3 separate regions of the Homo sapiens genome follow, and all the other regions are linked to region 3. A link is an interaction called in ENCODE POLR2A ChIA-PET data of the cell type or tissue named here. Cell type or tissue: MCF 10A. All regions are shown on one strand. Each heading gives the region's core, and the rest is flanking DNA. Links, peaks and the distances in the headings are about the cores only.

The links. Peaks named below come from ENCODE experiments on the same cell type or tissue, not always from the same donor. Only the 100,000 strongest peaks of a DNase experiment are listed, where the experiment ranks them.
Region 1: POLR2A ChIA-PET joins it to region 3 with 8 read pairs; 1 of 35 experiments calls an interaction of 5 or more read pairs at or near these places.
Region 2: POLR2A ChIA-PET joins it to region 3 with 5 read pairs; 2 of 35 experiments call an interaction of 5 or more read pairs at or near these places.

What each region holds. Positions count from the first base shown.
Region 1 is chr2:151,852,005-151,862,855 of GRCh38, forward strand. It overlaps CACNB4 (calcium voltage-gated channel auxiliary subunit beta 4), which reads right to left. Exons shown (of 14, transcript NM_000726.5): 10 at 8,707-8,816; 11 at 3,220-3,371; 12 at 1,444-1,539. Among named protein-coding and RNA genes, the nearest start is that of ARL5A, 29 kb to the left of the region's middle. In MCF 10A, for the core only: no CTCF peak of the experiment used is centred there; a DNase peak (open chromatin) is centred at 5,827.
Region 2 is chr2:151,803,708-151,814,558 of GRCh38, forward strand. ARL5A (ARF like GTPase 5A) reads right to left here. Exons shown (of 6, transcript NM_012097.4): 3 at 10,462-10,609; 4 at 8,650-8,733; 5 at 3,114-3,265. Among named protein-coding and RNA genes, the nearest start is that of ARL5A, 19 kb to the right of the region's middle. In MCF 10A, for the core only: CTCF peaks have their summits at 4,809 (motif pointing left) and 5,056; no DNase peak of the experiment used is centred there.
Region 3 is chr2:151,923,375-151,934,225 of GRCh38, forward strand. All of the region lies in intron 2 of CACNB4 (calcium voltage-gated channel auxiliary subunit beta 4), which reads right to left. Among named protein-coding and RNA genes, the nearest start is that of ARL5A, 100 kb to the left of the region's middle. In MCF 10A, for the core only: no CTCF peak of the experiment used is centred there; DNase peaks (open chromatin) are centred at 4,357 and 5,217.

The sequences.
Region 1 (10,851 bases), core at 1,485-9,484, 71 kb before region 3:
AGCACGCCATGCTCCAAGCTATCAAATTATCTTCAGGGTAGGTAACCAGGTACATGTGTGTATGGGTGGATGGGTTAGGGGGTAGGAAATTGTCTTTGGAGCCAGATAGATCTAGAATAGATTGAATCCTAATTTGCTATGTCACCTTAGGGAAATCGTTTAATGTCTCTGTTTTCAGTTGCCTAAACTATAAAATGGAGATAATATGGCCTATCTCACCAGGTAACTGTGAAGATTAGAGATAATCTATGTAAAGCATCTAGCACACTGTGTGGCCAACTGTAAGCATCTAATGAAAGGATGCATTATTACTCTTATCGTCTGAACATCCTTTCATTTATTCACTCATTCCACAAATATATATTATGGGTCTACTATGATAGGGAACTGACATACAACAGTGAGCCAGAGGGGCACGGGTTCTTACAGAGTCTACTGGACCAGACATGACGTCACACAAAGTGTATCCAGTAATTATAATAAGAAAACTTAGACGGTGCTTCTTATGTTCCTGGCGCTGTTCTAACAGCTTTACCACATATTCACTCACTCAATCCTTACACCAATCCCATGAGATAGGTACTTGCCCAAGATTACATAACTAGTCAGTGTGGATTCAAAACCCAAATATCTGGCTCCAGAGTCTGTGCTTTTACAGGTTATGCTGTGTTGCCCTCTCTAAACATTTGAATCAGATTTCATGCTTCCATAGAGCTTAAACAATCCTACACAAGTGTATAAAACAATCTAGTGAATCCATTGAGTAAGAAGGACAGTTATTTCCTTTACAGAAACATAGGCACAGAAATAGTAAGTCAGTGGGAAAAGTGGAGAGACTGGCCACTGGGGACCCAGTGCCATGTGATAGCAGTTCCATCTCCCACCCCATCCCACCATTGCTCACCTTCTAACCCAGCAGCTGTTTTCTGGCAATGGCACTAGAAGAAGAGTTGCTATAATTTCGTTTTTCATCTGACTCAGCCCTGACTCTTTCATCTACTATAACCACAGGGCCTCTCTAGTTCCAATCAATTCTTGACCTTCAGTGTCATAATCTTTTATGCCTGCTGGAATTTTCTTGCAGAAGAGTTAAAGGAAGATCAAATTGGTATGTTTTCTTTTGTTCTTTTCTTAAGCGTATCCATGTGACTGGAGGCTGAATGCTAAGTGGTTTGCTGCATGTTTGCAAAGCAAACAAGGTAGCAGTGAGAAGAACAGACCCCGGACACTAAGTTCATTTCTTATTACAAGGCAAACACCATCCACATCTGGATGCCTGAATACAAGCAACATAACAGCAGCAGTTTGTTCCAAGAAATCTTTTAGATGACAACATACCATCATCACCATCATTTTAGAATGAAAACAACAATATGAAGAAAAAAAAACCCACCCTCTTCTAACTAGTCAAGAATGATGAAGACAAAAAATGATCATACTTACTGGGGGGCATTGTGCAAGTTTATCAGCTGCCACCAGTTGAACATTCAAGTGTTTACTTTGTGACTTTCCTCTAGATTTAATCAACCGCTGTAAAACCTGATAGAAGAAGACATGAACCTGAGGTATTGTAGATGAGTTGAAAGAAAATCAAATAAGCCAGGATCTTTTTAATGGTCTGCTTGGCCCTGAGTATTATCAGAGAGGAAATGCAGTGTGAGAAATCATATATTTAAACCTGTAATGATGTCATCTGCTTACATTGGCTCTCAGTTCCATGGATTTGATATGTTCATCCTATTCTAACTCTGTGTGAAGTCTCAGGAGGAGCCTGAGTTCCCATCCTAGATTTTTCCCAGAGATTTCAAAGAGAGACCTGTAAAAATGGAGGGAGTGGACTGTACCAGGTCATTTATGTTAAGTAATACTTTAATATTATTCACCTGAATAATGTTTTAGCTCACTATCTCCATGTCAGATAAATGTCAGAGTCATTTTCTGGTTATTTTTGTCACCGATTATTAATGGGACATTTCAGTTTAATTTTAAATTAATCAGACTATTCTGTGATTGGAGACCCAGGCAAAACATTTGTATTAGTATATTGCTACATGTAAACCAGTGATATATCTATGTCTTTTGGCCACTGCTGTAACTGCATTTGGTCATATACTGCCATGTCCCGTGGCCCTTCCCCTGCAAACAATGCTAATCTATGAGCTCTATAATACCCCAGGACATAGGTGTCTGGGAACTCCTGTTCTTGCACTTAAGGACACCACAGTGTCATGGGCAGTGGGAAGGGCTGAACTCTCCTGCACTGCAGTGAAGTGCTTGAACCCCCAGCAGCTCTTTCAATCCATTCTACTGATTCTCAAAAGGCCCTAGTTTGTTCAGGATTCCCAAGTCCACTGCACCAAAGCAGTGTCTGCAGAGATAGATGGAAGGCTAGGATCTCAGAACATCTGGAGGAGAGTACAGCTTCTTTAGACATTCTCCACCCATGAGAGAAGACTGCCATGCTGGTTGGCAGTTGAATTTGTATTTAGGCACCAAAATACACTAGGAGGCACAGAGAAGAAACTGATTATTAAGATAGTACTTCCCAAGGGTAACCATTTCACGTTAACTTTTTAAGAACAACATCCTTTTTTAAAAATGAAAGAACACCCAAATCAAAAGAAACCAATTTGGGGCTATTTCACTTTTATTTTTACCTCCCACAATGGCATAAAGATACAAAGCAAATTTCCCATTGTGCTTATCGTGGAATAACCACATTCTTTCAAGAACTCAACCTAAGCACAAATGTCAGGGTCTATAATGCTTCCATAGGAGATGTTTAAACAGTGATATTCTATTTTATATATGATCAACATAGATGCCTTTTTTGATCAATATAGATGTACTCTCTCAACTAGGTACAGAGTATGGATGACACAGGAATCAACAGGATCCAAGAAATTTACCAATATAGAATTCATAGTCTATGATAAGCCAGAGTCTACTTTTCCACATCTGTCTTAATGTTTTGTTTCTATTATACACTTGCATAACTGTCTTGTTTGGGATCTACAATAGTAGCTTTTAGAAGAAATGAACTATTATATTCTTCACTATCTGAAAATTCATAGAATCTGTACACTGTGGAAAGATTTTAAATGTGCTTATTAATAATCAGCAAGACGTTCTCCTTTGTCCACTAACAAAAAACCACAGAGCAAAACACATTTTTAAAAGATGCACTTCTAAACCTTAAGGCAGAAAGGAGCTAATTACCTTTGGAGATGAGACTTTTACATGAACAATAATTGGTGCTAAGGAAGTCTTTATAAGTTGTGCTGGGTGATTGATGGTGTCTGCATCAAGAACAACCAGTTGCAAAGATCTTGCCAACTCAAAGATTCTTTCAATTTCACTTTGTACTTCCGCTTAAAGGAAAAATAATAAATAGATCCCGGTTATTGTTATGAATTAGTTCTTACATTAGAAAGATATAGTATATTTTCAGATATGTTGGTCTACATTACAAAATAAAACATTTTAAATTTTCATAGTCCTGTCTAATTTAAGACATTTTCTAAATATAGACAGAGATGGGTTGAGTTTTGCATACAACCAGTTGGTAGAAACGTCTGAGATGGCTCTCTTAATTTGCTTCTTCTAGTCAATATAATATTTAGCTGTTTATATAACTACGATGATTATTTTATGTTGTTTTTGATTGTTGTTTTGTTCTAAAGAACTTTAATGTTAGCCATAGAAGCTAAAAGCACATTTAGAAAACAACTGAAATATATGTGCAAAGCAACATCACATGGAAAGCAAATTACACTGAAATATTTCTATCAACGAAGTATAAACTAATACTTTGTGGACATGCTTCTTTTAAAAAAACCCCACAACTCATCTGTTTTGACTGATATGCATATTTTTGTACCACTGGTTAATTGTTCTGAGTCTACCCTTAAAACTAATCATATTACTAAGTCTAGTTAGATTTAAGTACGAAAGCCAATGTACTTGTTCTAAGGCATAATTAGCTTCAGTATTAAAAAAAAAAAAGTAAGGCCAATTATATTAAAACGCTGCAATGCATCTAGATGCAAATCTATCTGGCTGGCTGTAATAGCCAAGTGACCCAAATCTGTGCATGAGTCTAGTCAAATGAAAAATCTACTCTTTTCAAATGTCTGAAGCAATCCAGTTTTTTTTTTTTTTAAGGAAAACAGATAATCAACATAGGACATGGCTTTCTGAAATATAAAAAAGTTTTATATATATATATATTTTATAAATTACCTGACTTATTGGATCATGCCCAAAGTCTGAATTATACTATTTGATTTTCAGAGAAATTGATTTGTTTTCGTTTTTGAGACACAGTTTCACTCTGTTGCCTAGGCTGGAGTGCAGTGGCATGATCTTGGCTCACTGTAACCTCTACCTCCCGGGTTCAAGTGATTCTTGTACCTCAGCCTCCCACATAAATGGGATTATAGGCACACGCCACCATGCCTGGCTAACTTTTGTATTATTAGTAGAAGCGAGATTTAGCCATGTTGGCCAGGCTGGTCTTGAACTCTTGAACTCTTGACCTCAAGTGATGCACCCACCTTGGTCTCCCAAAGTGGTGGGACTACAGGCATGAGCCACTGTGCCCAGCTGATTTTGTTTTTTATTTTTATTTTTTGGCTATAGGTGTGACCAAACAATGCTGTAATCTGGTCCAAAGTACATACAGTACACAAAACTATCTAACTTAAATTATTATTATTAATTTTTAGAGACAGGGTCTCACTCTGTGTCCCATGCTGGAGTGCAGTGGTACAATCACAGCTCACTGCAGCCTCAACCTTCTGGGCTCAAGTGATCCTCCCACCTCAGCTTGCCGAGTAGCTGGGACTACAGGTGCACATCACTGTGCCTGGCTAAATTTTTTATTTTTTGTAGAGACTGGGTCTCACTAAGTTTCCCAGGTTGGTCTTGAACTCCAAAGTCCAAGCAATCCTCCTGCCTTGGCCTCCTGAAGTGTTGGCATCACAGGTGTGAGCCATTGTACCCGGCCTTAAACGACCCTAAAGATGGCCTAGGGAAAAAGGTAATGTTGCTCTAAATATCCTCATTGAAAAGTGTTTGTGATTTGCTTTGCTTATTTAGTATAAATTCAAGTTCACATAGCCCACCAAAAAATTCTCCCTTCCTTAACCAAAAGGATTGACAAGGTGTGCAGGGTCATGAATACTCAAGACTATCATGAAAATCTATTTTCTTATGTTTTGCATGATTGCATAAAATTCTTATTTCCCATAGAATCACTGAAGTTTAAGGCATGATCTGTATTAAAAAGGATTAATTTGAAGAGTCAACATATCACTTTTCATGTTATCCAATACCAATGGCCTGAAAGACTTCACATTGCTTGGAAAGGTGACTAGCTTTCAGAATATTAATGAAAACAAGTGGGCTTATTTGTCAAATTCTTCTGAAATCATATTCTACATTTGTTAGTAATGTAGCATATTTGTCCCCTTTTCTCTCACATGGCAGAAACAGTTTTAAAATAAATTTTCTTCAGAAGGAAGTTTGGAAAATAAAGTCAATTTTTACTGTAGTAAATTTCAGCCTCAGGATGTCAGGGTATGTTTCCCATTTGCTGTTTTCATTAAACTGTCACTGGCTTATGGGAGCTCCTGGCCAGGACTACATGTGAGCAAGCCTATGTTTTCTTAAGCTTCAAATATGAATACAATATTTTCAGAAGCAGCAGAAAGACATTGATGTGAACTGGACTGCCCTGGTACAAATAACCCTCAAGGCACTCTGAGTTTCTGTGTAAATGACTCAGAAATACCTGGGCCTTATTTACTCTGCACCAGCAATGAGGTTAAGTGTGGTTTCTGCCAGGAGCAAGGGCAGCCATACCTACTGCTTAACCAACACAAAACTCTTAGGCAACAGGCACTTGGGCAGAGGAAGAGAGGTGCTTGGGCAGAACAAGCCAGCAGGGATGCTGGAGAAGGCCACATTAAATACTGGGGTGAGCCCAATGTTTGGATAATATGTATACAGAATGTAATAAATATATTTTATCTGTGAGGCATATTTATCTATATAGCTCTTTTTTTGTTTTTTAAAGAAAAAGATCTCAACCAAATCAAAAAATCTTGGCTACCTGGACTGATTCTCAGAGGGGTTCCAAATAAGTTTTCCTCATAATCCTATTCCAGTCAAATGGAGCCCTGGGGAGTCATGGACTATGATGCTGGAGGACCTCGATGAACACTTCTATAAACTGACCATGATGATTTGGGCCCACCTCTCTCCAGGATCCCTGTCACAAATTATATCCCTTATACTCAAACCTGTTCATATTTCTCCCATGCTTAAAACACTTCAATGGCTCCCCAGGGTCCAAAGCAACATTTCCCAAAGTGAGTACTCTGGAACAATAATCTCATAAGATATCCTATGGGAAGAAGGGGGTTTTGTGTAAGGGTTATATTGAATACTATAATAGCTTCTCTTTAGAATTTCAAACATGCATTATCCTTCATATCTTCAAGGCTCTAAGTCTTGCAGAGAAGAAACCTGTCAGTTTAATTCATCATTTCCAAATTTATTTGACAATGGAAAACATTCTGAATGTAACAACTGTTACTATGTTGTAAAATTAACATTGCATGGGATCTATTTTGGAGTTCTCTTTAGCAAGGTGCATTAGAACCCCAACACATTGGCCTCAATCTTTTTCAATCTCTTCTGTTCCTCTCAAATCACACCACCAACTTCCCTGTTCTAAGCATGCTATACACAAATCTACTTGTTTCTCAACAACATATTTTTGTTTACATGTCAATGTCTTTGTACATTCCTGCCTGCCTTGAAGAACCAGCTCAAATATAACTTCTGAGAAGTCTTCTCACACATCTCTTAACCCCTACTCTTCTTTATACCCCTAGTTCCTTGTTCATAATTCCACTGTCACAGGTATTCTAACCATCTGTCTCTTCTGTCTCTTTGCCCATGGGTAAGATACTGTGTGTGGGTTATGTCTTTATTTCCTAAGTCTAGCACAATGCATGGCACATAACAAGTGTTCAATAAACATTTGATGAAGGAATCTACAAATGTGCATTAACAAGCACACAAATGGATCACATTGTGGTTATTATAAAATTAATAGATTGCCATGAAATTAATTCCAATGGTTGTGGGTTTATGACTTTACAGAGTAAAGGTAAAAACCATGAGGTGAGATATACTTTGTTTCTTCTTGTTTACACTAACATGCCCCCCATCCACCCCACTGACTCTGACAGCAGGTGAATGGATTGTAAGGAATGACTTCAGTGAATACACATGAAGCCCTTGGCAGGTGTCAATGGTTAAAGGAGTCAGACAACCTGGCTTAAGCTTTTAATTATCTTTTAGCCTCTCACCATACATTAGAAGGAGTACTTAAAAGCCAAAGACACTATAAGGAGTTACAAAATGGGTAGAAAACAGGAGAGCAGAGAATTGATGTTTGTTTGAGAAACTTCAACCTAACTTAATGTCCCTGTCACCCATGATATTTAACTTTAGTCATTACCTAATAGGATTCACCATCAACACTGCCATTGTACCTCTTCAAGGTCAAAATACTGTGCCTTTGAGCATGTTTCCCTCTGCATGTGGAAGGCTCTAAATACAAGACAAAAGAAGGGACCACTAATCGCTGGGATCTTCCCCTCACAAGCACTGACCACTACTCTATTTGGTATGTTTAGTAATCCTTCACAAAGCAACCATCCCACATTTATTAGCAATTATCACATGCCAATCCCATGTCAGGAACACACAGATAATATTTTGTACCTTCTTTACAAATTGCACGATCTTTGGCTCAAGGTCAGTGGGTTCTTAATGTGATGTTAGGGCATGCACTCTGTCTTGGAAATCTTAATTTTATTTTTCTATTATCTATAGAGCTAATTTCAACAGTTTAAAAAATGTAAGGCATGGAAGAGCCCTATTTATCCTTCCTAGTTAAAACAAGTTGCCCTCAGAATATGAATGTAAAGAGAATCCTAGGAAGTCATGAGTGGACTACACCACCCTTGGCAATCGTGGAGACCATGAACAGGCTTTCCAGATGAACGATGTAATTCACCAGCACTATGGACTCGCTTCTGTGGGTTATGATCCATCCTCCACAGCCCTGCTCACCTATGGCTTGACGGAGCTACTCACTTACAGCCTTTATTCTTCTCCATCATGGGGAATTTTAGGATGCTTTCCAACTGGTACCCCAGGAAAGACATGTTTAAAGTCCCTGCATGTTACTAATGGTCATTGCCATTCACAACACCAAGAACACCGTTATCTAGCTTTTCTTCTAAAGATCTCAGAAGGCTGAACACCTCGTTTCCTTTTATGTCAGCTGTGACTCAGGTATGACAGATATCATTAGCCTTGTTGAGAAGCTGAGCAAAGTGGAGATGACTGGTTTCATGTAGTTAGGCAGGAAAAGACTAGGAGAGCCCATTGAGGATTCTTTCCACCAGACTACTAATTAGCTAATTGACTAAAGCTGAGAGACAGCAAGCTCTCGCTACTGCAAGACTCTGCTGCCTTCTTGTCCATAGCTAGCATTCTTTTTAGGTACTCAGTGCTCCCCCGTTCAGAATGGGGAACAAATTGAAAAAGACATTCACAAATGCACCATGTGTCAGCCCGGTCTGTAAGCACAGCTTGAAGAAGTACCACATTTGAACATCTTACCTAAGCTGGACCGGGTGTTCGAACGTTCAATTATTGCTCTCTTGCTGGGATTATTTAGGACAGACCTCTTAGCAAGAGAAATGTCAGCTGTCACTCTCGTTATTGAAATCCTATGAATAGGAACACAGAACAGAACAAGCCAGTAAAAATGTTATGGGGCTCTCCAAGTGATTTATAACCACAGTACTTAATAACCAATTTACATGCTACAGGGGAACCACAGTATAACAAACATTGGCCACAAGTATTTTAAACAGGCTCTGGCTAGTATCAGAATGCAAGCAGAGCAGAATGGAGGAAGGTTTAAACTGTTTCACACACAAAAAAACCTACTCCAGTAAAAATGTTCTTCCTCCATTATGGCCTGCCTTGCTGAATTCCCTTTATAATATACACCACACCAGGAAGGAATCAAGACATATAAATAAACCATGCTCTTTCTAGGAAGTAGCAATACAATTTGCCACAATTCATAGTTGATTTGCTCTTGAACAAGACCTTCAGGAACTACAAATGCTTTGCTCTGGCATTTAATGATGCCAGTCAAAGCTGGGAAACCCTCTTCATTTTGATTATCAAAGACAATCTACCAGTCTGTGGCTAAGCTGCATTCTTTTGTGATACACACGTGATTCTCCACAGGCCCAAAGGGATACTTCATTTATAAGAATGTGAAAAAATGGTTTTATTTTTTCTGCATGCATAAGATTCTTCAGCATATTTGCATAAGACTTTGAATGCATACGGTGGGCAGTCATAAGGCACTCTAGTTGAAAGTAATGTGAGTATTGTGCCAGGATTTTCTACGTTAGAAAGTATCCTTCGGTCATGCAAGAGAAGAATAAAGCAGGGCCTGGCATGGTGGCTCATGCCTGTAATCCCAGCACTTTGGGAGGCCGACATGGGTGGATCATTTGAGGTCAGGAGTTCAAGACCAGCCTGGCCAACAAGGTGAACCTCCGTCTCTACTAAAATACAAAAACTAGCCAGGCACAGTGGCACATGCCTGTAGTTCCAGCTACTTGGGAGGCTGAGGTGGGGGAGGTCATCTGAGCCCAGGGGGCAGAGGCCGCAGTGAGCCGAGATCACGCCACTGCACTCCAGCCTGGGAGACAGGGTGAGACCCTGTCTCAAAAAAAAAAAAAAAACTGAAGAATAAAGCAAAGACATTGCAAATAAATGCAGAGGGGCATCTATTTGCATATGATTTATCAAATGAGAATATCTGCAACTTAGAATTTAAAGACTATTTTAAACTGAGATTGCTCAACTTCCAATTATCTACCAGTAGAATTCAAAGCTTGCCTCTTTAGGCCAGTTACTGTCACCATGGGCCTTTCTCCATTCTCATCTTCACAGCATGGTTCCCAGAAAGGAGACAAGGAAAGTAGCACCCCTCCCCTTTTATACTCAGTTAGTACACCCATTCTCTTCTGTTTTCAAACTCTTTGGGGATTGAAGCAGGAAGGAGGGTAGAATTATCAATTACTGAAACATATGTCATTTCATACCTGTCTGGGGACAACACTGCCAGCTATGTCAGGAGACTGTACCTGATTTCAGTGACCTAAAGCCTTGGAGAGAATTTAAAATAGTCCTTTCCTCAGATGGTTGGAAATCATTCTTTAAAACAACAGTCTGTGCAAAAGTTCTGGTGCCATTTTAAGCAAAGCACTGCTTGCCTGTGTCATTATGTTTATATGCTGTGGGTTGTCAGGAAGTTTTCAATTCTTAAAATTTTAGAACTGTTAGACCCTTTTCATTATTTGATGCATCTTCAAAATTGTCTCCCGCAGAAACCAAGAGTTTTTGCAGATACACCTCAGGGACTGTTCTGAGGACTAAAGGGAGGTTCAGTGGGCTCCAGCTTCACTATCCTCAGTGCCAGGTAAACATGTCTGCATTTCTGTTTTCTGCATTGGGGCTTTATATATGATTTCACTATAAAAAGCTGTTCAACTGCTAAAAGACACTGGAAAACACTGGTGTAACAACTTTTTCATCTTACCAAGAGGGAAACTGAGACACACACAGAAAGCTGCACATGGTTAGTTACAGCTCAGGTCTAAACTAGCCCCTGGGTATCGGGCCAGTGCCAAGTCACCTGACTCCACCATTCTCTTACAGTTCAGTGTTCTACAAGCC
Region 2 (10,851 bases), core at 1,174-9,173, 120 kb before region 3:
TAGCACCCAGAACGCTGTCTGACACTTTAAAAAAGCTTTATAATTATGCAATGAGTGCCCACAGAAAGCAACATATGTCAAAAATATATCTGGCAATACGTATCAAAAATATTTAAAATATCAATACTCTGCATCCTTTTTTCTACTTCTAGAAATGTATCCCAAAAAAGAAAATCAGACATAAACATAGACTTACATACAAAACTGTTCATTAAAGTACTTTTAATAGGAAAATAATTTTTGTCTAAAAATACAGAAAAAAATAAATTACAAGACATTTGTATGATGAAATATTTAAAATTTTCCTTTAAAAAATGATTTCATAATTCTCATCACCAGGAAATGGAGGAAATAAAACCATTTTATAATAGGATAAAATGCTCATGATATAAATGAAAAATGGCAGGATATTCAACAAAATATATATTGTAGTTATTAAAACAAAGTATACACATGTTACATAAATATTATAAAATGTAAGTATGTAAAACTTTTGAAGGCAATAAAATTTCTTATCAGTAACATCAGTTATCACTGAACAACTGGTAATTGAACATAACCCAAAATATAGAAAACGATGTTCACTGTGGGAAAAGAAACTAAAAGTTGAGCAAGAGAGAAATGGTTGTACACATTAAGTTGCAATAAAATGAAGAACTGTTATAAGTATTAACTATTATCTATGACAAGCTTTTGCAGACATAAAAAACTATGTTACAATATTAAATTTTTTTCAATTCAGAGTTTTGTTAAGTATGAGTCTAATAACGTAAAAGAAGACACAAATAGAAAAAAGATGGCAATGAGGTAAATAAATGGTTGTTTTGGGGTGGTTGTCCCATACTTTTCTCCTGTGACTAGATTCATTACTTTTAAACTACTGATAGGAAACAGTACACAAAAATAATAGATGAAGAGATTGTTTAACTCCAAACTGATAAATGAACAGTAGTTACCTAATAGCAAACTAGAAACTAACTTAATATCCATTCTCTTAATTAATCTTTACAACACTGAGATCAGAATCCTTCCAATGTTACAGAGGAAACCCAGGGTTGGCAATGTTAGCAAATGGGAAAAGTAGGAGTCAAATGAAGCCACACACTGAAGTTTGTGATCTCCAATCCACTGAATCAAAACGCTAATCAATACTAAAACCAATAATTTAGATCAAGGTAGCTGAACTATAAAAGAAAAACAGAACATTTCTCTCAAAACCAAACTCATCTATTATTTTCCTATTTTTAAAACAAAATTGCTTTACCTCTTTTTAAAATGAAATTGAGTTAATATCTATACTAATGATACATTTTCCATACAATTATCAAAGTATATAAATTAAATCTTATGTCAATCCTAGATGACGTGTCTTTATTGACAAATATTATAAATCCATGCTTTTGCTTGACAAAGATATATATATTAGACTATTTGACAAAGAAATACTTAACATATTTTTACTTAAATGAATACATGGATAATTGGTATTATCTGTGATTTTTTTAATGAACAGTTTTTTTTTAATTAAAAAACCTTTTTTAAGGTTCTAATTATGCTCTTCCAAATGTCAGTAACAGTGCCTTCTATTAAGATTTGCCTTCAATAATTCGTTATATTTGGTTCACCCTTCATCGTGGTCTTGAAAGGAAAACAATTTCTCCCACTTCAGCTAATTCATCTATACCCCATGCTTTTGTCCTTTCCTAACACCTCAAGAACCTCAACCCCAAACTTAAGACTTCTATTTAGAATTCACCGCTTATTTCTCTTTTCCTCTGCTTTTAAATGCAATCATGCATCATTTAATGACAGGGATACATTCTGAGAAATGTGTCAGGTGATTTCATCATTGTGTGAACATCAGAGTGTACTTACACAAACCTAGATGGTATAGCCTAGTATGCACCTAGGCTCTGTGCCATACAACCTGTTGCTCCCAGGCTACACACCTATACAGCATGTTACTGTACTAAATTCTGTAGGTAACCATAACCCAATAGTAAGAACTTTTGTACTGAAACATATCTAAAAATAGAACAGTTATTGTAAACATATAGTATTTTAATTTTATAGGACCACTGTCATATATGTGGTCTATCACTGACCAAAACATCATTATAGGGTGCATGACTATATATACAGATGCACCATATTTTGGAAAAACAGCAACAAAAATTGTACTTTAGTTTGGTCCTCCTTTTAGCTTTTTATCCTATTTCCAACCTCCTCTATTTTATCTTTCCTTCCTCTTCTTGCCACACTCTAGAGTTTACAAAGCTATTTTTGCTTCCTAAAATCTACCTCCTCTTTAAACTACACTTACCTCATGCCCACTTTCTCAATGCACAGAATTTGTTCTGACAAACTGGTTGAATGTACTCATTTGTTGTTAATTGAATGGCATCCTCTCCATCTTCCTGGTCCTTGACCTTAGATTTGACAATGCTGACCACACCACTTCCTTCTTGAAATACTTTCATCTCTGGGTGCTAGACAGGGCAAACTTCTACTATAGGCACACACTTCTCTTCCAACATCTATCATTCCAGAACCAAGGACCATCATTGCTACACTCTCTCCAATTCCCCCAATCCTTCTTTTGTTTAAGTGCATCAGTTCCAACAGTAAATAAACCCAAAGTAGTCTCAGACATGAATTCTCTTTGATTTGAGCTTCTTTATGCAGAAAATATCACTTAAAAACAATTACTCTGTAGGACTGTTATGGGGATTAAATGAAGCACTATATGGAAAACACTCCAGACATAGGACATGCTCGGCACATGTCAGGTCTTCAGTTCCACTATCATCGTAAAATGTATTTCCTAACTTCTCCAGCTCTCACTGATACTCCCATTTCTCTGAGCTCCTATAGCAATTATAACAGCTACATGCTTCCATGTTCAGTAGGTTTATGTGTATTATGTTTATATTGTTTTACTATTTACAGAACCACCCTAAAAAGTCTCTGATTATAGACATGAACTACAGCTTACGTCTGTCCCTTACGATGTTTTATACACAATAGCCTTAAATATTTAGGAGTTTAAAGAAGATATACATGTTACTAAGCAAAATAAATGTTCGATAACATTTAAGAGGAAGATGTCTTACCCCTCGCCAGTTAGAGCACAGCATGCCTGGATATGCCACTGGTGATCTTTAATAGAAGTTAGCTTCAAAAACTGGGAGATTTCTGCTACAGTCATGCATTCTTTAACATCTTGTTTATTAGCAAAAATCAGCAATCCAGCTTTTCTTAGGTCCTATTAAAGCAAATAAAACTGTAAAGGCCAATACATTTTCCACATATTTTTCAACTTCATTAACAGAATCTTTTTCACAATCTTAGTAAACAAGAATTTCTCAACTATGTGACATAAAAGCATCTCAGTGCCTAGGCTGATAACACATTTTTTATACTTGTATGTGTTTACATATTTCTTATAGTCTCAGACAACAATTTTTTATGGTCCTAAGTGCTGTATTTAACAGTCATGTTTCCCAGTATATACACCACCCACCCCCTAAATCCAAAATTAGGCTTAAATGGCTAAGAACTACCTTTTAGCCTAATACTTGAGAGCTCTCCAAAATTTTATCTTGCCTATACTTTTCTGCTTTACCTCACATCACTCCTATATAAGTACTCTGCTGTAATTAGCAACCTATCCTACTGCTCTCTAAACAGTTTTGGGCACTGCCATCTCTATGTTGTTCAAATCATTTCTCTTGCATGTATTTCCTTCCCTCCAACCTCCTAAACCAGCCTTTCCCAATCAGGATTCCACAAGAGAATTAAGCTCCAAAGAAAACGATGAGTGACTACATTGCAAATCTCCCAATAATGTACACAGCTAGTACCTTCTAGCTGCATAGGAAATAAATGAATTCATTACAATGTATGCCTTAAAACCTTAGGGCTTAATTCTCAGTTGAAGTTCTATCCTAAACCAATCCTATTCACCCTAATTTCTGTCATTGTATATGAAGATTTCTTAGATTTGAATATGTAATACAGCCATCTTGGAGTGGCATTAAACTTATCAAGTTTCCCCAATTAGAAGTTCTATCACTTCAATGCTATGACTCAGAGGCAAGTTCTTTAAGCTTTCTGAATTTGTTCCTCATATCTTTTACTGAGTATCTGATCTGAGCAAGACACCTACTGCATTAACCCTTTTCCGAATGTAATTGTGCACACTCCAAATAACTGGTATAATGTTTTACTCACTAAACAGGCCAAAAGTTCTTAGTCTCTTCCTGCCCCACTCCTCTCTACCTGCCAGTTTTAAAGCCAGGGACTTCCTTGATAATCTGTTCAAAATCACAGATCTTTCCCCCCAAAACACACATATGCATATACACAAAATTTTTTTAAGTTTATGTACAATTTGAGGGTGTTAATAAATAGCCTAAATTCCCTACATGGATACTGGGCCAAGAATCCATGAAGGATGTACTCAATTAGCAAGTGAAACCCTCATAAAATTCTGCCTGTTACATATTAAGAGATATAAAATTAAGGTTTTGGTGCCACACTTGCAAGTTTTCACAACTGTTGAATGGCATTTGTCTTCTTAGGGATTTTACTGAGATATTTTGGTTTCAATAATGTATGTGTTTGAATAAATAAAATCTTCAGCAGATACAAAATGACTTTTGTTAGAATACAGTTTTGATGATTCTTTCTGATGCAAATAAAAACATTAGTAGTATATTTGTATTTCTTATTTGGTTAAAGGAGTTATGTAAAATATTTATATAACAATCAAGACTGACTTTAATTACAGTGCCCTCTGCAGGATGGCAGCTATTAATGCTACCACAGTTTATATAGTTATCTCATTAAGTATGGTCAGAAAGGAATACTGCTACAATGTTTGCAATTTTAAGATTTCATGTTCAACTAGTTTCACCTATATTTCAGTTCACCTGCCTATATCAAAGGCAAAAAACTTGAAGAGATAAAGTATAACTTGTATACATATAGTCATTATCAAGGATATACAGTAAATATTTTTTCTTTTCTCCTAAACAGAAAATGAAACCATTCATCAGCCAGGTGTGGTGGCTCACACCTGTAATCCCAGCACTTTGGAAGGCCGAGGTGGGTGGATCTCTTGAAGCCAGGAGTTTGAAACCAGCCTGGCCAACAGGGCGAAACCCCGTTTCAACTGAAAATATAAAAATCAGCAAGGTGTAGTGGTGCACACCTGTACTCTCAGCTACTTGGGAGGCTGAGGGATGAGAATAGCTTGAACCCAAGAGGTGGAGGTTGCAGCGAGCAAAGATAGCGCCACTGCACTCCAGCCTGGGCAACAGAGTGAAACTCTGTCTCAAAAAAACACAAAGAAACCATTATCAATAGTTGTTATGTGGCTGAGTCAATAAGTAGATGGACTTTCCATGGGATTTAATTCCTAACTTCCTATCTTCTCAGTTTCAGTACATCTTGCTAGTGTGTGCTGAAGTCTTATATAGGTCAAGTTTGCTAATGTTGACATGTTGAAGGAACAACCTTCTGACAAATACTTGGCACAAGTTAGGACACACGGTTTATATTATTATAAGTAATCTGTATTCACTCTTAATGATGAAATTATTTGTAGAAGCCCCTGAACTGAAAATTGAAAAACACAAAAAACAAAGCCATTTAATAAAAGGTCTCCAAATATCTTAAATCAGTTTTTCTAGATCTAAAAGGTTCAAACTTTAATTTAGAGTTCTTGACTTCTAAGAAGTTATTTTATCAATTTTTACATATTTAGAAAGAGAAGAAAATCTTCATTTGCTTTTTATTATATAACCTCAAAACCAAATATGTATATATTAGAACAGTAGAAAATAGATATATTAAATTAAGGCTGTTCATCAACGTGACTTAACAAGAGGTCAAAGTATAAGGTGAACAACGGTGATCTTTTGTACATAAACCATTTCAAACACTTTAAAACCACTTCTGCTACAAATTTCTAGTCTAAGATATATTTTAGTTTTATCAAGGAGATGAATAACAGCAATTGCAAGACACATTTACTTAGCATCTTCTATATACCATATATAGTTGTCAATTTGTTTCTTAAAACTTCATTTGGGGACTGGGCGCTCACGCCTGTAATCCCAGCACTTTGGGAGGCTGAGGCGGGCAGATCACCTGAGGTCAGGAGTTCGAGACCAGCCTGGCCAACATGGTAAAACCCCGTCTCTACTAAAAATATAAAAAAATTAGCTGGCGTGGTGGTGGGCGCCTGTAATCTCAGCTACTCTGGAGGCTGAGGCAGGAGAATTGCTTGAACCCAGAAGATGGAGGTTGCAGTGAGCCGATACGGTGCCACTGCACTCCAGCCTGGGCAACAGAGTAAGACTCTGTATCAAAACAACAACAACAAAAAAAAAAACTTCATTTGTGAAGGTAACTCCTAGAAGTTGAGTCATTCTGAATAAAATTTCAGACTTTGGTGTTTGGAACCATTTTAAAATTAATGAGTTCTAAAGTTGTATACTTCATTTATGATAAAACTTTGAAAATTATTTTAAAATTTTTACAGTTTTGTATTTTGTAATAATGTAAAGAGTCATTATCAGTGATGACAATAAGATTTTGTTGATTTATGTAGTATGTAAGAAACATCCAACTAACATCATGTCTACATTTATTTTTCACTCACACATTCTCACTCTTTGATCCATTTGTCTCTCTGCAGAATTTTGCCTGTTTGGCTCTTCTTGACCCTACTGAGTACCTTGCTCAAACTCCCAACTTCATCTGTAATTCCTTTCTTCTCTGGTCATCTCCTCATTCAGTCTCCTTTCACTTTCCAACTAGGCCCTACTTAGGTCTTCTTTTTACTTCTGCTAATAAAGAGTCTGAATGAGAATACTCAAGTTCAAAACCTGGCTCTTAAAAAGCTAGTCAAGTCACATAACCTTTCTGGGCCCCAGTGTAGTCACCCATAACAGATAACGTTAAGTGACCTATGTAAGTTAATGCCCCCAGCTAGTAAAAATCAAAGACTTTGAACCCTACTACTGGGCTCTTCATATAGTGATCCTGCTGCATATTGGCCAATTAGAGTAAAAATCAGATAGGGAGACTACCTGTCAACAAAGTAAAAGATATAGTCCAGAGACAAATAACATTTGTATCAGTTTTTCTTTTTCCAAAGTCTTCATAAAACCACCCTTTGGAATAAACTGAAAAATGCTGCATTTTTGCAAAATAGGAATTTGAAAAGAAAAAAAAACAAACAAAAAAAAGCCTTTGTCTTCTGCCTCTTTTACGGCTTATTGCTTGTATCCCAACTAGCAATGAATCTGGCGAATGAACACAGAATGGCAAGACGTATTTCTGTAAATCTCCAGGAGGTTTAAACACAGCTGCTGGAATTAGAGTCCAAAATAGGAAAAGGTGCATCTTGGTGGTCATAAGGAAATGAGGAACCTCAATTTACAAAACTACTTTACTAGCTTAGGTTCCCTAAAGCCCTGAAAGGTTGCCTGAAATACACAAAATTCTTAAAGCAAATCTCAAAAGCAAATCATCAAATCAATAACAAAATTAACATAAAACTTCACTACAAAGATATCCGTGTTTTCCTAAGCTTTGCAAAAAATTCCACTGAAATAAAAAACTCTATATATCTAAATATTAACTTTTCTATTCCTATCTATAAATGAGTTGAGAAAGTAGCATCTGCAATAAGATATCCAAAAATAATCAATTTTACTAAATACTATATAAACAGTATAATGTTATAGTTATCAAGTTGACTATATTATTCAGTTTTTTAAATTTATGTTACCGTAATATTTTTCTATTTAAAAAATTTTAATTTTTAAATCTATTTTTATTTCTACTTATTTATTTTTAATTTTATTTTTTGAGACAAGGTCTCACTCTGTCACTCAGGCTGAAGTGCAGTGGCAAGAACAGCTCACTGTAGCCTTGACCTCCTGGGCTCAAGCGATCTACTCGCCTCAGTCTCACGAGTAGCTGGGACTACAGGTGCATGCCACCACACCTGGCTAATTTTGTTTATTTTTCGTAGAGACAGGGTCTTGCCATGTTGCTCAGCTGGTCTTGAACTCTTGGGCTCAAGCGATCCCCCCACCTCAGTCTCCTAAAGTGCTGTGATTACAGGAGTGAGCCACTGTGCCTGGCAGGTTATTTTTCAAGGACTAAGAAAATGTGGCTAGTCATCTAGTTTTGTTTAGTCAAAGGGACAATATCAGAGAAACCTAACAGCAATTACATTTAAATATTAGTCTGCTGAGTAACAATCAAGAATTGCTAAGCACCCAGGTACTTTAAAATCTCATTTCCAATGATAATCCTCTGTATAATTAATCTATTCAAAATGCAAAATGAAAGCCACTTATAGAAATTACTTTTGCCCAGGAAAATTGTGAAACCAAATGTACCTAGGATAAGTGAAATAAAGTTCTGCAACTTACTCCATAATCTTTCTGCTGCTTCTGGATACACTTCCAAACTGGGAGATGTCAGAGTAATTGAGCAGTGTGGCCCGCAAATAACTAATTATTTTTAAAAATTTGAAATTGATAGCACCCTCATGAGAAACTAGAAAACAAAGTATCGATTCCCATACCCTTCCCCATATCTAATGTAAAAAGACTACTTACTTACCTCATGCGCTAACATTTTATAGAGTTCTTCTCTAGTTACAGAAATCCTCTCTCTGTCTGTACTGTCCACAACAACTATTACAAACTAAAATAATTACAAAAAAATTATTAGTGATTATACAATTTGGTATCTGTAAAATTTATAATGTGTTTATTTGACATACAGGCTATTAATATCAAGAAATTGGAATCTTATGGTATTGTTGGAAAATCAGAGCTACCTATACATTGTGAAGCCAAAAGGTCTGATCGATTTTAATATATTTACTAATTTTTAAGAGAAAAGAGAATATGATATTAACATTCTAACTAATATATATAACGCATGTCTGTTTTCTAAACTAGTATCTTGAATGCTAATGGACCTATATCTATCTATTTGCACTACAAATCAACAAGAAAAACATGCAATATGATCCTGAATTTATTACTTCCAGGTAGATATTATTTATTAATATCAATCTGAACACCTAAAAGGGCACGGGTATGGGAGTAAAGTAATGTGACAAGATAAAGAAATCAATTAAAAAAAAATTCAACCAACTGAAAGAATAAATCTCTATCTAAAAACAAGCTCTCTTCCTTACATAAGTATCGCCTGCTACCTGCAAGCACAACCCCTTCATAAACTGATGATGAGACTGGTATCAGAAGGTGCGATGAAAGACTTGTGATTGTTGTGCAGGACTGAGCTCCACCCCAGCTCTTCCTCAACTCCGTGAGCACCCAAAAGCAAGAGATCAGCAGGAACAGATGGAGATTTAACTTACTTACTTTATGATAACATTTATGATGCCCAAGTTGGTTCTGACTGCCTATTAGTAACATGCACTATTTATTTTTGGGACCTAGATCTTAATTTTTAAATAAATTATTATGATTTTCTGGATCTTTTCAATTATTCAGACTTCATCAACCAAAAGGCAGATGTATGAGAGAACTGCTACTTTACCTCTCCTCTCACTTGACAGCTTACTGATAGGTGGCTTTATCACTGTAAGGCCCATTTTATTCCAAGGTATTTTAATAAAACTGTTAATTTTCAGGCTGTTGGCATGAATTTGAAACCTATAGCATATGTATACAGTAGCATATATACCTTTATAATCATACATAACTTCCCTTATTAAAAAATGATTAAATGCCTAATGCAGTGTTAGGAAATCAAGTTGTCAGATACACTTAATGGTTTCTTAATGACTTAAAAGTCAGCTTTATATACTTATAAACCATGCTTTATTAACTTGTAATAATGAACACTACAAAAACAACGGTCAGTCTTTTAATTCACAGGTCTATGCAATGAAGCACTCAAATGTCAAAGGTCTGAAATTTCCTTTGGGAAATAATGTGTAAATAAAAAGATATGACTATGTCTAAAATGCCTTATAATCAAAAGAAAAACAATTATTTAATGTGCAATTGTGTTTTGTAAAAGAAAATAGTAAAACTGGCTAGGATTCAAACCATCAAAACCCTCTCATTTGGTGAGCTAAACTCAGTCAAACATAAATAGAGAGAAATGAAATTATAAACTATGAGATGGAAGTCATTAAAAAAAACTATTAAAGACAAGTTCTGAGATCAATACACAATCAGAACATAATTAACCACCAATTCTCCCTATAGAGGTTCAATGATAGTGGACATATTGAACAATGACCTTGGAATAGGAAATCAGATTTTACTCTGCTTAAACTCTCTATGTATTAACATACTGTGATATTTCAAAAAGATTAACTATAAGGACTCAAATCTAGATGTTTTCCAAGCATTCTGTTTATAGAATTTTAAATATTGTAAGAAACATTACCTCTGTGTTAGTATAGTAAGTGTTCCAGGAAGAACGAAGAGATTCTTGGCCACCAATATCCCACATTAGGAAACGTGTATTATTAATCACTATCTCTTCTACATTACTTCCTATTGTAGGAGATGTATGTACAACTTCATTCATAGAACTGGGGAAAAAAGTTTATATACATTACAATTAGCAAGGAAGCTAACTTGCTTGAACAATTTTTTAATCAAGGACAAATCAGCATGACCTCCTTTTATAATTTATACCTAAATATCTTTTTCCCACTAGTTTACAACATGAGTGAGGGTTTAAACAGGGCTGGAACTAGGTCGTAGGCTATCTGGCATATACTAGGTCATTCCAGGAAACTTTATAGTTTCTACTTTATAGTTTTCTACTTTC
Region 3 (10,851 bases), core at 864-8,863:
TATGTGCTGGATCTCTCACCTGCTAGCTTGGCTTTCAACACATTGCTGTCTAGACTTGAACTTCCATGCTTTGCTCCCCAGTCTTGGCAGCAGGCCCATGACCCCGTGTAGCCCCTTGCTGAGCACATGACTTGCTGTTATAGAAACTAGGTGCAGGGAGCTGGAGGAAGCCTGGGTGGAGGCCCGGATGGCATCTAGCTGACATTCCATTCTTCAAGTACAAAATATCAGTCTTGGCCAGATAATTTCAGACTGGCCTACAGAATTCTAATGGGAAACGTTTTTGCTAAGCATCAGCCAATAAAAGCTCATTTACAAAATGCAAGAAGAACCATAAGACTAAGGAAACTTGGATTCTATTCCTAACCCTCTTGCAGATTGGCTGGGTAACCCTAGGAAAGTTCCTCACCTCTAAAAATTGATCTGTTTCCTCACGACTAAAATGTGGAAGACTGGGAAATTGTTTCCTGATTTCATGGACCCAACACTAAGTAAAGTAAAATTAAAGCAAGGTAATACTTTCACATACTCAGGCAGTATAATTCGGTAATTTCTAGTAATTCTCCATGAGTTTCCATCTCATCTCCATTCAGAGGGACTGGTTTTTTAATGTGACTCTATGATACATTATATACCTACATAGATACATGCATTTATACATGCATACATACATACGTGCGTGTAATCTATTCTGAAATCTTTTTTTTTTTTTTTTTTTTTTTGAGACAGAGTCTCGCTCTGTCGCCCAGGCTGGAGTGCAGTGGCGCAATCTCGGCTCACTGCTAGCTCCACCTCCCGGGTTCATGCCATTCTCCTGCCTCAACCTCCCGAGTAGCTGGGACTACAGGCGCCCACTACCACTCCCGGCTAATTATTTGTATTTTTAGTAGAGATGGGGTTTCACCGTGTTAGCCAGGATGGTCTTGATCTCCTGACCTCGTGATCTGCCCGCCTCGCCCTCCCAAAGTGTATTCTGAAATCTCTTAAAGTAGATTATAGAAAATTGATTCTGAAATCTCTTACATTGCAGCTATTACTACTATACAATATAATTTATATTGCCACTATATAATATAATTTGTATTATATACATATAATAATATATGGAGGGATCTTCTTACCTCTGCATACTGAGTAGCTGGGACTACAGGTGTGTGCCATCATGGCTGCTATAGTATATATATATAATTACATCATATAATATGTATATATTACACCACCACAGAGAAAAGTTGTAATATGATGAAGGTGAATTACTTATATTAGGAATCCCTAAGAAGCATTCTCAATCCCTGGATGAATAAGAGAAGTTCTGGAATATATTTACCTTAGAAAGTTTTAGGAAGTTTCAGAACAGATTCCACTTTCTGGAATGCCAGACTGGCATTTTTTCAACACAGGGTGTTTATAACACATATGATATCTGTTTTTCATCCTTAGAATTCCAAGCCAACTCCTTTTTGTAACACGGTTGAGGTGTGGTAAGGATAGGTACCCTTTACACATTGTGACAATGATTCTATCGTTTTTTTCAAGGAATCCCACGCAATGCTTCCGGATGAAACTTTCTGACCTATTTAAACAGAGCTGATAATTCCATTTTTATCACCTCTATTATGATATGGATCATATTTGTATTGTACTCAGCTGTTTATTCCTCTGCCTCTCCCACTTATCTGTGATCTCTTTAAGAATATCCATTGGATTTTATTCTTCTTTGTATCCCCAGCACCCAGTGGAGTACCTGGCACATAAAAGCCATTAAACAGTGGTTAGTGAACAAATGACTTAATTAATTGTTAAGGAAAGTTACCTGCACTCTAAGCTACTTGAAGCATTTCTATTATTTTCTGATTTTATAACAGAGAATGAGCAGTAGAAGAATACAGCTATTAGCTAACACATTTTGTATTATTTGGTAGTCACATATCAGAAATAATTCCTTTATATTTGGAGGATGTACGTCCCAATTTCATTTGTACATGTGAAACAATTTCTGAACGTCCTTTAAAAGTAAGGTCCTAAAGTTGAAGTACCATGCTTTTGAAACTGTCTTTCTATGGGTACCAAACCTACAGAGCTGCATTTAAAATCCTATCAAGTTAATGTTTTTGCTGCTGAATGAATTCCATAAGTCACTTATAGGAAAACATCTATCATTTTGGAATCATGTACATTAGCAATCCCTGGTACCTGGAAGAATTTTCAATTTTGTTTGGCAACTGTGCATATTTCTTCTGAATTCAAAGGAGTAGGGTGGATAGGTTGTTTGTAGGATTTGCAAACATCCAAATATAGGGATAGAAAAGAGGAGCAGGGAGGGGGTGGGGAGGGTGGGGAGGCTAGGGTGAAATTCCAGGGAAAGGGCCTTAGAGGCTGGTGTAGGGGGCAACAGCAAGGTGGTGGAGAAGGGTAACATTCAGAATATACTGTGAAGACAGAACTGACAGGACTTGCTGATGGATTGGATGCAGGATGTGAGAAGGAGAGTTAAACCTGAATCCAAGGTGTTTGACCCAAGCAACTAGAAGAATCGACATACCACTTGCTGGGATGTGAAAGACCACAGGAAAAGCAGGTGAACCCAGATCTGGACATGATTAATTTGTTTGCCTATTAAACAACCAAATGGAGGTATTGAGTAGGCAGTTGGAATTCAGGAGATAGGTTAGGACCAAAGTTATAATTTTGGGAGGAATGTTAGAATACATTGAATATTTTAAAGCCTCAAGGATGGATGAGATAAATGAAAGAATGTATATAGGCAGAAAGAGAAGACATTGAAGGACTGAGTGCTGGGTCTCCAAAATCTAGCAGTCAGAAGATGAGGAATCAGTATAGGTATCTGAGAACTAGTTGCCAAAAAAGCCAGAGGAAAACCAAGAGAGTGTGTATCCTTGAAGACAAGTGAAGAAAAGTAAAGAAGAATGATCAGTTTTCTCAAATACTGCTCATAAGGCAAGCAAATCATGGGCCACAGCAATATGGAAGTCATTGGCAACCCTGACAAGAACAGTTTCACTAGATTATGGGGGCAAAAGCCTGATCAGAGCAGACTCAATAAAGGGTGAAGAGAAGTAGAAGGCAGGGAATAGAAAAACTCTGAAATGGAATTTTGCTATAAAAAGCAGAGTCTCTAAAATGAGGGTCCCCAAAGAATCTATGGATAGAATTCAGAGAGCTCAGGGATTTTGATGGAAAAAAAATTACATCTGTATTTTGACTCCTCCCTAATGCAGCATTTTCTTCAACTAATAATATAATAGCAGCATCTGTTACTTCATAGCCTATAGAAATTGTGGATATTTTCATATTACATTATAGTTGTTACATATATCTCAAAACATCATGCTCATTACTATTTCAAATTTACAGTAATTACTGTACCCATCACTAGGTCTCATGTGACTGTGCTCTTCTGCTCTACAAGTGCTCCGATGGAAGGAAACTTCTTATACTGAAGAGTGACAGGTTTTGGAATCAGAAACCTTGATTTAAATCCTTGACTGCTACTTACTAACTTTGCCTTTGGGTGTCTAACTCTCTAAGCCTCAGTTTCTTCATTTGTAACATGCTACCGTATCACAACAGTGGAAAGTTATTTTGATCAGTATATTAATATCCTGTGTTTCTTTTTTAGCCTTATGTTTCACTTTAAGCACTTTAAAACATTATTCTGAGAAGGAGTCCACGGCTTCACCAGACCATTAAAGGTCTTTATGGCACAAAAAAGTTAGGAATTTTTTTGGAAATGTTTCTGAAAATGTAAGGCAGAAATGGATAGGAGAAGGAGAAAGAAACATCCACAGAGGATTTTCTAACATGGGAGAAATAAGAGAATATTTGTATTGCAGATAAGAATGATTCAGTAGAGAGAGGGGAAATTGGTGATGCAGGAGTAGGGAAAACTGCTAAAGCAATGCTCTTGAGCAGGCACAAGGAGATGAATCTAACACACAAGGGGAGAGGCTGGGCTAAGATAGGTATGTGGGCCACTCGTGCAGTTATAGGAGAGAAGGCAGAGAATATGGGCAGAGCCACTCGCTGGGAAGATGTGGTGGAAAGACCCTATGTGGGCTCTATTCTGATTGCTCCCATCTTCTCATTAAAATAAGAAGCAAGGTCATCAGCTGAGACTGAGGATGGGGGAAGAGGTGCTGGAGTTTGGGGAAAGAGCAGAAGGTATGAACAAATTGGTTGTCTAGAAAAGTAGCACAGTGAATGGACTGGTGAGGGGTAACACAACTGGTGAACAGCACTGAAAACTCACTTGAGATCAATGATCACGAACTGCAGGTGAGTCAGCGCAATTGCGTGCTTCACCCAAGTCTTATCCAGCTGCAGCAACGCAGGTGCTGAGTAGGTGGAGGGTTGGATATAATCAGGGTTGTGCAAGTGAAGACAATGCAACAGAACAGCAAGACTGCAAAGAGAGGCTGATGGGCTGGAAAATAAAAAGCTCTGGCACAGTAGCGGTGAGCTTGACCAGACAGATTTATTTCTGCTTTCTGCTTTTCCCCTCACTCCTTCTTTCTTGAGAGTCAAACATAAGAAAAAGGAAAATCTTTGCGCAGGCAGCAGCAGAAACTGAAAGGCCACAGAATGGAGAGGCAGGAGTGGGCTGTGAGTAAGCACAAGCTGGAGCTGGGTATGAGGCAGCAGAACCAGCAGCAGACTTGGCCATGTGAAGGGCTGCACATCAGAGAGAAACTCCATCAGCTCCGGCTGCTCAGGGCATGGCAGAGAACCTGGTTCCTGGGGCTGCTTTGAACTCTAAGTATGAACAGCTATCTATTTCCATTAAAGAGTATAAAAGCAAATGATAGTCATGTATTGCCTAATTTTAAAAGAATACCTTTCTATTACTGAATGACTATCGACTTACAAACAGGAGCTTTTGACCAGTTTGATGCTCCCTTTTACAGCGCTTTCTACATTTTGTGTTAAATTGTAGATACCTGAATACTAAATAGAAGTGTCTGAATAACTCTAATGTAACAGAACCAAAAGCAGCCCCATAAAGGCAAGGACCATGCCTCATTTATTCCTGTGCCTCCTAGGACATCCCTTTGTGTTTGGTAGGCAGTCCCTAAAGGGACAGGTGTGATAACTCTCAAGGGATTACACCCTGATTATATCTCACCCATTTCTACCTCCTTGAGAAACTGAGTTGCCCAAGTAGTCAGAAAGGTAGTTGCGAAATCAAGCTGTGGATATGCAATCTCTGTGCTTCGTTTGGTAAATAGTTCCAAACAAACAAACAAAAAGGCTGGGTGCAGTGACTCATGCTTGTAATTCTAGCACTCTGAGAGGCCAAGGTAGGCACATCACTTTGAGTTCAGGAGTTTGAGACCAGCCTGGGCAACATGGTGAAACCCTGTCTCTAAAAAAATACAAAAATTAGCAGGGCATGGTGGTATGTGCCGGTGGTCCCAGCTGAGGCTGGAGAATCGCTTGAACCTGGGAGGCAGAGGTTGCAATGAGCTGAGATTGTGCTACTGTGCTCCAGGCTGAGTGACAGAGTGAGACCCTGTCTCAAAAAGAAAAAAAAAAAAAACATAATGCAAATGGACTCACTCACTATACTGTCTGAACTCAACAAATAGTTCTTCACTTTCTGCCTCTTTTCAGTAAGCTGGCTTTGGTCTCTAACTCGTGGAGATTCTGCTGAAGATATTGCATTCCAACCCAGAGCTTTGGCTACCTACTGTCATTCCATCTAAGGCTGAAAAGCCATCACAGTGCTTACATAATTCTACTCAGTCCTCCTACTACTCAGGGGGAAGCAAGGAGAGATGGAACCAAGAGGAGACACTATCCTCTAACTTCCAGAAGATGAGGAAAAGTATCTGTAACTTCCAAAAAAAAAAAATCACTGATATGAGTACATTTCAAACATATTTTTACTGCCACTTACAGTAAGAAATTTTACCATATGACCCAGTAAATGCACACACATACGTAAAACTAAAAGGTAAGACTCATAACCCTTACTATATGTAATGTTCTCTGATATTTTTCTATTCTACTTTTACCTCATTTTTAAAAAACTCTGGTCATAATATACCAGAAGGCTTTAATGACCCACAAATGGGTTATAACCTGCAGTTTGAAATCATTAGCCTATGTGAATTAGGAAACAAAAGATACCATTGTCTTTGTTCTGTAATAGCACACAACATTTATCAACATGGAAAATAAATCTCCATAGTGGAAAGGAAGGGGCAACAATTACCATTATTTGCAGATAATATGACTGTATACCTGGGAATTCCAAGAGCATCAACTAAAAAAACTAAGAACTGCATAAATTGATTACTACATTAATATGTTAAAACTAATAGTTTCCTTTTATCCAACTAATAACCTGACAGAGGACAAAGAGAAAAAAACAGCAACCATTTAGGATAAAAACAAAATATGTAGAATACTTGGGGAGAAATTTCCAGGCTCTATATGAAGAAAAACAAATCTCCCCTGATAATCATAAAATAATTGAATAGAAGGTCATGCTTTGTTCTAGGGTGAGAAGACTCAATATAATAAAAATATAATCTTTCCCATATTAAATTTAATATAATCATAATCAAAATACAAACAAGATTTGGGGAACATTTTCACAAAATCATACACAGATTTATACAGAAAAATAAATTCGTGATAAAGACCAGGAAAACTGTCAGGAAAAAATAAGTGAATGGGAGAACTAACCCTGCCAAATATGAAAATGTATTATAAAGCTACAGTAATTGAAACAGTTTAATACTAACCCAGAAACAGACAAAATAACCCTAAACAGAGTTCAGAGAAAGTTCTACGTGTCATATATGGGTGTTTGAATATGGTAAATGAAGCTCTTCAAAACTGAAGTGGGATAAGGAGATGACAGATTAATGATAGATGTTGCAAAAGCTGGCTGGCTTTTGGGGCGAAAAAGTTAGGGTGGATTCCTACTTTGTTATTCTCCTAAAGACTTAAAGGGTAAAAAAATTAAACTAAAATAGTGTCAGAATAAAGTATATAAAACTAAAATTTTTTGATATGGGGAGTATTAAAGCATGATCCAAATCCTTGAAGTCTTAAAAATCATGAATGAATTTGTCAATATAAAATTTAATACACATGACTGCACAAAGATAGTTGTGTAAGGATGTTATCTGCAATATTGGTTGTAATTGCAAAGCACTGAGAACTGCATACCTGCTCATTAGTAGGGGATTGGTGAAACAAATATTATGACACAACCCAGCAGAGGATTGCTAGGCAGAAGCTGATAACAATGGGGTAGATCTAGAAGTACTGATATGGAAATGGGTTAAAGGTAATATTGTTTACTGAAAAGGAAAAGTTCCAGAACACTCTATACTCCTTTATTTTTTAAACCCATTTATTTTTACATATGTATGTATATGTACATGCATATATTTACATACAGTATATATGTAATATTTACATATAGTTCATTATGTAATATATGTAGCATAATACTCTCTATAATATTCTACAACATTCATTTGCCCACTTAATACATCATGAAGATAGGAAGTGGTTGTTATCAACTACTTATGGGAATTAGAATTATGGGACTCTAGATCTTTACTTGATAGTTCATATCCTTCTACACTATTTGAAGTTTGTTTTTATCATGATCTTTTAAAAAGCAGAAAACACAAAACATGCCAGAACCATATCTAAGTAAGGCATACTCCCTCTTCCCCCATTTTCTGTTTCATCAGTTAAAATATATAAACCTATAAACCCATTTCCTCTGGTTGAATTCTCAGGTTATCCCAGGTCACTGCAGTATACCAGCTGGCTATTGATCAAGAATTGCTAAGGAATCTGTCCTGTGCTTGCTCCAAAAGTAGAACCAGTTTATATGAGTAATGCTAACTAGTCACTGGAATACAGTATCTGGAAGCCTATTACTGATATTTCTATAGACAAACTAAGCCCCGAAGTTGCCCTAAAGTGGCAAGTAACATTTAGTTAAGCTTAGCTTTAAAATCCAGGGTCTGTTTACTGTGTTCTAATTATTTTTCCTGAATGGCCTGCTTATCCAGTCTAGTTGGCAACAGCATGTGTAGTATGTGACACATAAAGGCTTACTTTCAGGCTCACAAAAGGAACATGGCAACATCAAATTCATGACATTCAGACATCATTAAATTACAGGCTCAAAGAAGCTCCCAAAGCACATTTGGAAGCTCCCCCTTGGTCCCAGGAACTCTCTGGCATTTTTATGAAGGCATAAGGCAACCAAGTGGCAATGGGGGGGTGACCTCTTTCATCACTCTAGGAAATCCTTCTAGATATTCCTGTAACTGTTAAGAACTGACATTTCAGGATTTTTTTTCTTTAAAAATAATATTGTTCAAGTTGCACAGTAAGCAAACAAAAAAGATGAGTTCTACCTCTTCTCAACATTTCATACAGCTCAAAATGGAAAAATGGCAATCTAAATTTCCATTAGTAAGTTAACGACTAAAAAACTATAGTATACCAGTATATTATGCAACTATTAAAGAGAGATAACTCTCCCTCTATTGATGTGGAAGCAAGCTAAGTATGAATATGACACAATACCATTTTCTGTAAAAATAAACAACCAAAAATATGACAAGAGGTATTTGCACATGATTGAGCATGAAGAAACATACAGAAGGAGAGACACCAGGCTGTTAATGTTGACTTTAATATTGGAGAAGATAAAAATGGAAGGAAGCTGGGGAGAGACAGCTAACTTTTGCTTTTATATATCACTGAGTTGTTACAATAAGCACATAAAATATAAAAACATTTTAAATAACTTTTATAAATTGTAATAAAATATATATTTTAAAATATAACTAAAATTACAAATTATAAGAGTGGGGGAACTCAGTAAAATGGGCCACTGAGAAAGTAACACATCTTGGAAGAAAGAATCTGTGCCAGGATGACAAATTTTTACCAGATCTCAAGGCTACAGATGAAACATGACCCATAAACTCTGAAATATCCAGTTAATAGCAGTCGATATACCCCACAAGAGGGAAGGAGCTTCACCAGTGGAGCTCGAGGTTATAGACAATGCTAGAGAACACATATCTGATATGAGTTGAATTATGTCCCCTGAAAAAGATATGTTGAAGTCCTAACCTCCAGTATCTCAGATGTGATCTGATTTGGAAACAGGGTCCCTATAAAGATAATCAGTGTTGAAATGCAGTCATTGGGGTGGGCTCTAAACCAGTATTGGTGTCTATTAAAAGGGGAAATTTGACCCGCCTGGCCAACATGACAAAATGTCTCTACTAAAACTACAAAAATTAGCGTGGTGGCGTGCAACTATAATTTCAGCCACTTAGGAGGCTGAGGCACAAGAATCGCTTGAACCTGGGAGGCGGAGGTTGCAGTGAGCTGAGATTGCACCATTGCACTCCAGCCTGGGCAACAGAGACTGGATCTAAAAAAAAAAAAAAAAAAAAGGTGGGGGGTTGGGGAATTTGGACACAGGGACAGACACTAGAGGGAAGAGAATGTAAAGTGGCACAGAAAGAACACCATTATGCTGCCACAAGCCAAGAATACCTGGGCTATGAGAAGCTCTAAGAACAAAGGCAGGCTCCTTCCCTTGCAGGCTTTAGAAGGAACATGGCCCTGCCAACACCTTGATTTTGGACTTGTAGCTTTCAGAACTGTGAGACAATAAATTTCTGTTTTCAAAACCACCCAGTTGGTGGTACTTTGTTATGGCAGCTCCAAGAAACTGATATATTAGGCTGGTGCAAAAGTAATTGTGGTTTTTGCCATTAAAAACAAAAAAAAAGCAAAAACCATAATTACTTTTGCACCAACCTAATAGTATCCAATAAGGTAAACTAGAAATCTCAGTGTCTCGATGTTGGCCTTATTAGATATTTTACATAATTTAGCATGTTATTAACAGGATATTCTCTGCTTGTTCTGTGGACACATGCCATCTCTTCAAAAGACAGTAAGGCATCCTGACCATGTCTCACTTTACAATGAGCTAGTATTTTGATTATTTACTAAATAATCAACATTGAGCTGTACATGCATTATTTTATATATGCCTCACCACAACCTTTGAGGGTGTTGGTTTTATTGTAACTGTCATCCCTCTTGTAACAGATAGAAAAACTGTGGCTCAAAAAGACCAAGCAATGCATTCAAGATCACACAACTAGAAGCCTGGACTCAAAGCTGGGTCTGAGCAACATCAAGTCTTCTGTGTGAACCACCAGACCCTACTACTTCTACTCAGGCTCCCCCTCACAGGCCCAGAAGGTGGTGCCATGGTCAGTAAAGCACAGTTTTGCAATATTTTCATTCTTTAATCAAGTTGTACTGGCACTTGATATCAAACTCCATATATTTTGAGGGTTTTAAAAAAAATTGTAGGGTCACATTAAAGAAACTATTGAAGCAATTTTTTAAATGATGGATAAGATTTTCTAAGGCAGCTATTCCTAAGACATAGCAACTCAATATATAAAATTTCAGTGATCAAATTCATTAAAGCAGGCACTGCTGTGGAATATGAAATCTGCAGTCTCATGGCTATAGAATCAGAAGCCTGAGGAGGACAACACCCTGACGACACTCCTGTCCTACTCTGAAGAGAGTTATAAGGTGCCTGAGAAGGAAGGAATAGCTGAACTATATAAAGTTTGCAAAATGCAGACAGAAAAGTTTTCCGGCCCTGAGGGAAAGACCAGCTAGCTGCTTTCTAGGTTGAATAATAAGAACTTGAGGTCACTGTCTCCACCAGTGTGATCACAGGGGACAAAAGGGAAAGGGAGTGTTACCTATGTGAAACCAAGACTATTCTGCTCTCTTTCTATG